Linked DNA regions of Homo sapiens: region 1 is linked to region 2. Evidence: chromatin contacts called from ENCODE Hi-C or POLR2A ChIA-PET data. All regions are on one chromosome and are shown on one strand. Each heading gives the region's core, a stretch centred on a gene start or an enhancer-like site at or near the end of the contact. The rest is flanking DNA. Distances are from core to core; before and after follow the strand shown.

The links. A loop is a pair of places that touch in the nucleus more often than their neighbours do. ChIA-PET counts read pairs that join two places held with the same protein, here RNA polymerase II (POLR2A). Pooled maps may share reads with other maps.
Region 1: a loop to region 2 is called in a map of CD14-positive monocyte, with 4 times the contacts of the local background. The contact joins two enhancer-like sites. A Hi-C loop is called at or near these places in 2 of 168 maps with a recorded cell type or tissue (CD14-positive monocyte and Caco-2) and 6 of 50 pooled maps. POLR2A ChIA-PET finds 5 or more read pairs at or near these places in 5 of 52 experiments (IMR-90, OCI-LY7, RWPE1 and 2 more).

What each region holds. Positions count from the first base shown.
Region 1 is chr4:40,720,781-40,724,567 of GRCh38, forward strand. No RefSeq gene overlaps it. Among named protein-coding and RNA genes, the nearest start is that of NSUN7, 27 kb to the right of the region's middle. Within about 2 kb of position 1,996, at least 12 of the 41 ENCODE cell types and tissues checked have a DNase peak (open chromatin) inside an H3K27ac peak, as active enhancers do; they include CD14-positive monocyte, where a contact is called at or near this core.
Region 2 is chr4:40,489,689-40,493,406 of GRCh38, forward strand. All of the region lies in intron 2 of RBM47 (RNA binding motif protein 47), which reads right to left. It also overlaps the pseudogene RPL37P14. Among named protein-coding and RNA genes, the nearest start is that of MIR4802, 11 kb to the right of the region's middle. Within about 2 kb of position 2,188, at least 4 of the 41 ENCODE cell types and tissues checked have a DNase peak (open chromatin) inside an H3K27ac peak, as active enhancers do; they include CD14-positive monocyte, where a contact is called at or near this core.

The DNA.
Region 1 (3,787 bases), core at 746-3,245, 230 kb after region 2:
TCCATTACAGGTGCCAGGCAAAAAGACCGACTCCAGATCAAACCACCTATCCGTTTCTCTGCTAAGATCCCCAGGCTGCTGACTTTGCAAGAAGAAATCTTACAAATGTACACATCAATTGCACTGTAAACTAATAGTCTCCATCCTTAACTGGTTCCTCAAAACGACATGGTAGTCATTTAGTATTTTCCTAGGTGGCTCTCTCTCCTTTGCACAGTGCTTCACAGAATTCAACGTTTTCACTTTCCTCAAAATCTGACGCCTGCCTTCCTCCCCAACAGAGAAGATAATGCTATTAAGGAACTCCTTCACCTTCTCACCCTAACCAGTGGTATGAGTAAATGCCTGATAACTGGCTCTCCAGATGTCAGGGTATGGGGAAGTACTGATGTATAGTATTTACTAATTTCCATGATGTAAATATCCCCACTGTGGCTGAATTCCAGCTGTTAATGTGAGGTTAACCAATTAGCAAAATTGCTGAAAATTTAACAATTGGCTCCTGTGAGCTTGTAGGAGCTGGTTCCAGCACCCACTGCATACAACTCAGAAACTTAAATGGATCCAAGGCATCCTATCCTCCTTCCCACATCTGTTACAATAGGAGAGAGGTCTCTCCTATTCTCCTCCTATCTAAAGCAAATGATCTGCCTTCTATGGTATCTTGTTCTATCAATTAAAATCCTTTTTTCTTGTATCTTCTACTTCCCCCTAACCTCTTTTTTTTTTTTTTTTTTTTTTTTTACAGAGCCTGGCTCTGTCGCCCAGGCCGGAGTGCAGTGGCACAATCTCAGCTCACTGCAAAGTTCGCCTTCCAGGTTCAAGTGATTCTCGTGTCTCAGCCTCCCAAGTAGCTGGGATTACAGGTGCCTGCCACCATGCCCGGCTAATTTTTGTATTTTTAGTAGAGACGGGTTTTCACCATGTTGGCCAAGCTGGTCTCGAACTCCTGACCTCAAGTGATCCGCTCGCCTCGGCCTCCTGAAGTGCTGGGATTACAGGTGTGACTCACCATGCCTGGCCCTGAACCTCCCCCTTTTTTACTGACTGACTTCTTTTTCTCATTTAAACTTAGTTAACCCTGTCCCACCTTTTCTATTTGTTTGTTTTAAGAACCAACTCTATTTGACTCCACATTTCCCTCTGGTTATGTCACAGATCTACTTCATAAAAGAATGGTTTCCACTGCCTGACTTACTCATCTGCTTACTGAAATCTGGGTTTCCACTGAAATCTCCTAAGTTACTAACAACTTCCTTGTTACTAAATTCAATAGCAAATTTCAGTCCTTGCTCTACTGACCTCTCTTTAGCAGCTGACACATTTGACCACTTCTTTCCTTGGCCTCTGTGACTCGATGATCCTACGATTCTCCTCATTCCTCTTGGCCTCACCTCTGTTTCCTTTTCTGGCTCCTCCCTTCTGTCTTTCTCTGACTTGTTAGTGTTTCCCCATGGTTCTACCAAAAGATAAGAGATCCCTTCTCTTTTCATTCTACTTTCCCTGGATCTGATCTCCTCCCATGGCTACAATTACCATCCCCAGGTGGATGACTAGTGATGGTTCCAGGCCAAGTCTTTGCATCTAGTAGGCATATTTGTTTGAATATCTTTGGAAGTATCATGATCGTAACATTTCTAAACTGAAAGCTCCCCAAATCGCCTCCCTTTCTGTGCTCCTGGAACAGTGAAGGGCCCCAAGTTGCCCATGCCAGAACCTTGATTCCTTTTCTCTGATACCTCATTCCAATTAATCACTAAGTCCTGCTGATTCAACTTCACATCTCTTACTCCTGTCTACCTCTCATCATCCTCAGGGTTACCACCCTGGTTCAGGCACACTACCTCTCACCAAGGTTATCCTTCCTGGTCTCCTAACCGGTCTTTCCACTTCCAGCCTTGCCTCACCCCAATCCATCCTACATTCTGCAGTGATGTCTCAAAAACGCAAATGTGATCATGTCATTTGCCTCTTCAACAGCTTCTGATGGTTCCCCTTTGTTTTGTCACATGAGTGGTCTGACCCTCATCTGCCTCTTCCTGCTCCCCACCGCATTTCCACTGATCTAAACTTTTTTCAGTTCCCTAAGCATACCATGTGCTGTTTCATCTGTGGGCCTTTAACTATACTGTTTACTTTGCCAAGAACACCATAATTTACTTCCTGGTGAATAGAGACAGGAAGTAAATTATATTCATAATCTCTCTTACCGTAACTTACTGCTTCTTAGACATTACTTACTGCTTCTTAGAAATTACTTCCTGCATAAGTGCCGCTGACCCAGCCCCCTCCACCTCCTGCAATGTTTGTTTAACTTGTCTGTCTCCCTGATAAACACTAACCTCCATAAGGACTGGGACCTTGTCTATTCTCTTCACCCCTGTATCCCCATTGATTTAAATCAATAACTCCATCCTCATTCTACCCCCTGCAGCCCCTGGCAATCAATCACCAATTTACTGTCTCTATGGAATTCAACCTCCCTCAGCAAGTTGCCAGTGGGAAATACTGAGCCTAGACCTACTATTAACTTTTAAAATAAGAATATTGAGTTAGTAATTAAGTGCCAATTATTAAACTTTTTTGTGCCTTATTTCCTTAACTTTGAAAGGATGCCTACTCATTCAAGGGCCCAAGCCAGATGACCTGCAGGGGTTTTTTTTGGTTTTGTTTTTTTTCTTTTTTGAGATTGTGTTTCGCTCTTGTTGCCCAGAGTGCAATGGTGTGATCTCGGCTCACCGCAAACTCTGCCTCCTGGGTTCAAATGATTCTCCTGCCTCAGCCTCCAGAGTAGCTGGAATTACAGGCACATGCCACCACGCTCGGCTGATTTTGTATTTTTAGTAGAGACAGGGTTTTTCCATGTTGGTCAGGCTGGTCTCGAACTCCTAACCTCAGATGATCCACCTGCCTCGGCCTCCCAAAGTGCTGGGATTACAGGCATGAGCCGCCGAACCCAGCCTGACCTGTAGTTTTAATTGCTTGACAGTCATATAAAACTTTGCCTTATTCAGCTTCTCATTTATGGTTCTGGTCAATTCATAGAATTTCCACTTACAGGAATGTCAGTTTCTGTGGCAGGAAGCAAAACCTCTCAGTATGCTCTGAGGAACCTTCCATGACTGCCATGACCAGTTCCTCAAGTCCCTGCCTTCCAGCCTACACTCTTCCCTATTCTCTAAATATGAGTTTCTTCCACTCTGATTTCAAGGAACTTGGATTATGGCAAGTCAACTTTTGAGACAGGGTCTCACTCTGTCACTCAGTCTGGAGTGCAGTGGCACAATCTTGGCTCACTGCGATCTCCAGTTCCAGGACTCAAGCCAGCCTTCCACTTCAGCCTCCTGAATAGCTGGGACCACAGGCACGCACCACCGGACCCAGCTAATTTTTCTGTATTTGTAGAAATGGGGTTTCACCATATCACCCAGGCTGGTCTTGAACTCCTGAGCTCAAGTGATCCTCCCGCCTCGGCCTCCCAAAGTGCTGGGATTACAGATGTCAGCCACTGTGCCAGGGGCAAGTCAACATTTTAAAACCTGTCTTACTTAAAAAAAAAATTTTTTTTAAATAAATGAATAAATAGGCCAGGTGTGGTGGCTCACGCTTCTAATTCCAGCACTTTGGGAGGCTGAAGTGGGTGGATCATCTGAGGTCAGGAGTTTGAGACCAGCCTGGCCCACATGGTGAAACCTCTTCTCTACTAAAAATACAAAAATTAGGTGGGCGTGGTGGTGGGCACCTCTAATCCCTGCTACTCGGGAGGCTGAGGCAGGAGGATCACTTG
Region 2 (3,718 bases), core at 938-3,437:
ACAAAGAAAAGCCCAAGAACAGATGACTTCTCTGGAGGATTCTATCAAATGTTTTAAAGTCTAATTACCACCAATCCTTCACAAATTCTTCCAAAAAACAGAAGGGACTAGAACACTTCCCACTGAGGCCAGTATTACATGCATAGAAAATACAGACAAAGTTATCAGAAAATGACAAATCAATATGTCTTATGCATATGGACTTTTTAAAAATACACAACTAAATACTAATAAACTGAATTCAGCAACATGACCAAGTCTGATTTAACCCAGAAATGCAAGATAGCTTAACAGATGAAAATCAATCAGTGCAATACACCATATCAACAAAAGACAAAAACTATACACAGTAATCTGAATAGCTGCCAGAAAAGCATTTGATACAATGCACCAACCCTTCATAACTAAAACACAACATATTAAAGCAGAAGGGAACTTCTTCAATCTGATAAATAACATCTACAAAAAACCCATGACTAATACACTTAATGTGAAAAAGACTGAATGCTCTCCCCATGAAGAACAGCAACAAGGATTTGCACTCTCTCAACTTCTATATGCAACATTGTACTTGTTTCTAGCCAGGATAAATAGAAAAAAAGGAAAAAGAAAAAAAAAGAAAGAAAGGGGATCCATATGGGAAAGGAAGAAATAAAACTCTGTTCATAGATGACGTAGTCAATTACATGTAAAAAACCTAAGGAATCCATTAAAAAATTATTAGAACTAATAATCAAGTTCAACAAGGTTGCAGGACATAAAAGCAATATAGAAAAATCAATTATAAATTTCTATCTACTAGCAATGAACAAACTAAAATATAAAATTAACAAAGCAATTTCATCTACAATAGCATCAAAAATAATACAAGTGTTAAAACTACAAAACATTGTTCAAAGAAATCAAAGATCTAGGCCATCTATTAAAAATACAAAAATTAGCCGGGCGTGGTGGCGCCTGGCCGAGACATAAGAATCACTTGAACCCGGGAGGCGGAGGTTGCAGTGAGGAGAGATCGCGCCACTGCACTCCAGCCTGACAAGTGAGACTCTGTCTCAAAAAAAAAAGAGAGAAAAAAAATCTAAATAAATGGAAAGACACTGCTTGTTCATGAATAGAAGACTGAACGCTGCTAAAATGACAATACTCCTCGATCTGATCTACAGAGTCAACACAATATTCCCATCAAAATCTCAGCTAGTTTCTGGGAAAAAAAATTGATAAATGGATACTAAAATTCCTACAGAAATTCAAGGGGCCCAGAATAGCCAAAACAAACTTGAAAAAGAAGAACAAAGCTCAAGGACTCACCCTTCCAGGTTTCAAAATTTACTACAAAGCTACAGTAAACGAGACAGTGTATAGGGTGCAGAAATCTTAGGGGAAAACCATAAGGTGCGGGGAGGGTGGGCAGCGTGGTACTGGCATAAGGATGGCCATAGGACAATAGATTCGAAATGAGAGTTCAGGGAAAAAACCCAAAACATGTATCTGTGGTCAATCGATTCCGGACAAGGGTGCCAAGACTATTTGATGGGAATAGTCTTTTGAAGAAATTATGCTTTAATAACTGGATACGCACAATGCAAAAGAATAGAGTTGGACCCCTAATTCATATCATATACAAAAATTAAATCATTATAGATCAACCACCTCATAAGAGCTAAAACTGTAAAACTCTTGGAAGAAAACATGGGTATAAATCTTCATGACCTTAGCTCAGGTAGGCAGCAGCCTTTTAGATATGATACCTTTCAAATATGATAAACACAGCAATAAAAGAAAAAATAATGAAATTGTCCTTTGTCAAAATGGGAAGCTTTATTTCTCAAAGGACACCATTAAGAAAGGAAAGACAACTTACAAAATGAGAGAAAATATTTGCAGATGTATATTTGATAATAGCCTTGTATCTAGAATATATAAAGAACTCCTACAACTCAATAATGAATAAGACAAATAACCCAACTTAAAGATAGGTAAAGAGTCTGAACAGACATTTCTCTAAAGCTACACACACTCTTTGGTCTCAGCTGCAGAAGCCAAATGACAAAGAGAACGTCATCGTCTGGAAAGCATCGCAATAAGATGCACACGATGTGCCACCGCTGTGGCTCTGAAGCCTACCACCTTCAGAAGTCAACCTGTGGCAAATGTGGCTACATTGCCAAGTGCAAGAGAAAGTGTAACTGAAGTATCAAGGCTAAAAGTTGAAACACCACCAGGACTGATCATATGGGGCGCCTAAAAATTGCACACTGCAGATTCAGGCATGGATTCTGTGAAAGAACAACACATAAACCCAAGAAGGCAGCTATTGCAACATCCAGCTTATCTCACGAATTTCAGTGATTAGTCATGCCATAAAGGTTCTGGTTTAAAACCTGAACTGAAAAAAGGCTAGGCACGGTGGCTCACGCCTGTAATCCCAGCACTTTGGGAGGCAGAGATAGGCAGATCACTTGAGCTCAGGAGTTCGAGACCAGCCTGGGCAACATGGCGAAACCTCATCTCTATGAAAAATACAAAAACATAGCCAGGCCTGGGGGTATGCGCCTGTAGTCCCAGCTACTTCGGAGGCTGAGGTGGGAGAATCACTTGAGCCCCCGAGGTTGAGGCTGCAGTGATTGTGCCACTGCACTCCAGCCTGGGTGACAGAGCGAGACCCTGTGTCCAAAAAAAAGTAAAGAAAAGAAAAAAATAATGAAGTCACACTTTGCGAGAGTGGGAGAAGTATGGCAGATGCTGCCACTTATTACCCTCCACTTCAGAAGGGCACATTTCAAAGGCTCCCATGACACCTCTCCTGTTCCGATCATTGTTTCCAAGGAACAAAGCTCAGGCATGCACCTGTGGATGCCATGATGTCCATGTTCCATGTTCTCCACTAATTTCACTTCAGACTAGAACCTTATCACTAAAAACCTCACCATGCAGAATTATCTTACAGAGAAGTTTCCTTATGACACAATTTTTATGTCCCAATGGCTGCCTGGCTTTGTGTCCCAGCTCTTTGTTCTCACAGTGAATAGCTTTCCAAGAAAATGCTTCCCTGGTCCCTGTTCACTCAGCACTCCCATCATGACCTGTGTGTGTGTGTGTGTGTGTACGCGCACACACGAGTGTGCAGTGTGATGAGGATGGGAATCAGGGGGCTGGAGCATTGCTTAACTGAGCAATGCATAATTAGCCTCCCTTCCCAGCCTCAGCAGGCAGCAACTCCCCTGCATCTTCCCCTTCTGCTTCCCCTCCTCCATCACCCTCATTATCTCAATGTTGCTTTCCAATATTCCCAAGCAACCAAGCTAAACAAAGCAAACATTAAGCAAAGAAGACAGAAAGAAAACAGGCTTTGGAGTGTGGCACAGAGAAGCTCAAAAACTAGCCCTGTCATTTTCCACTTAGGAACCCCAGGCAAGCCTACGATGTCAACTTTGTCAAATGAAGATCACATAATACCCAATTTCAAGATATATTTATAGGATTCCCCCTATGAGCTGGGTGCCGAGGTTACAACCTGAATGACACATGTAGACTGTCATTGAAAAACTCATAGTGTAGTAGGAGATATAGAAATGCAAACAAATTCCAATGCAGTGTGATAAAGGCCATGACAGGTGGCATTAAGGAGGCAGGAGGGATTAATTCTCTTCATGGTTGAGGAGGAGGAAGAAGGCATTCTGGGGTGGATGTAAGACTTCAGTAAGACAATGTGTCC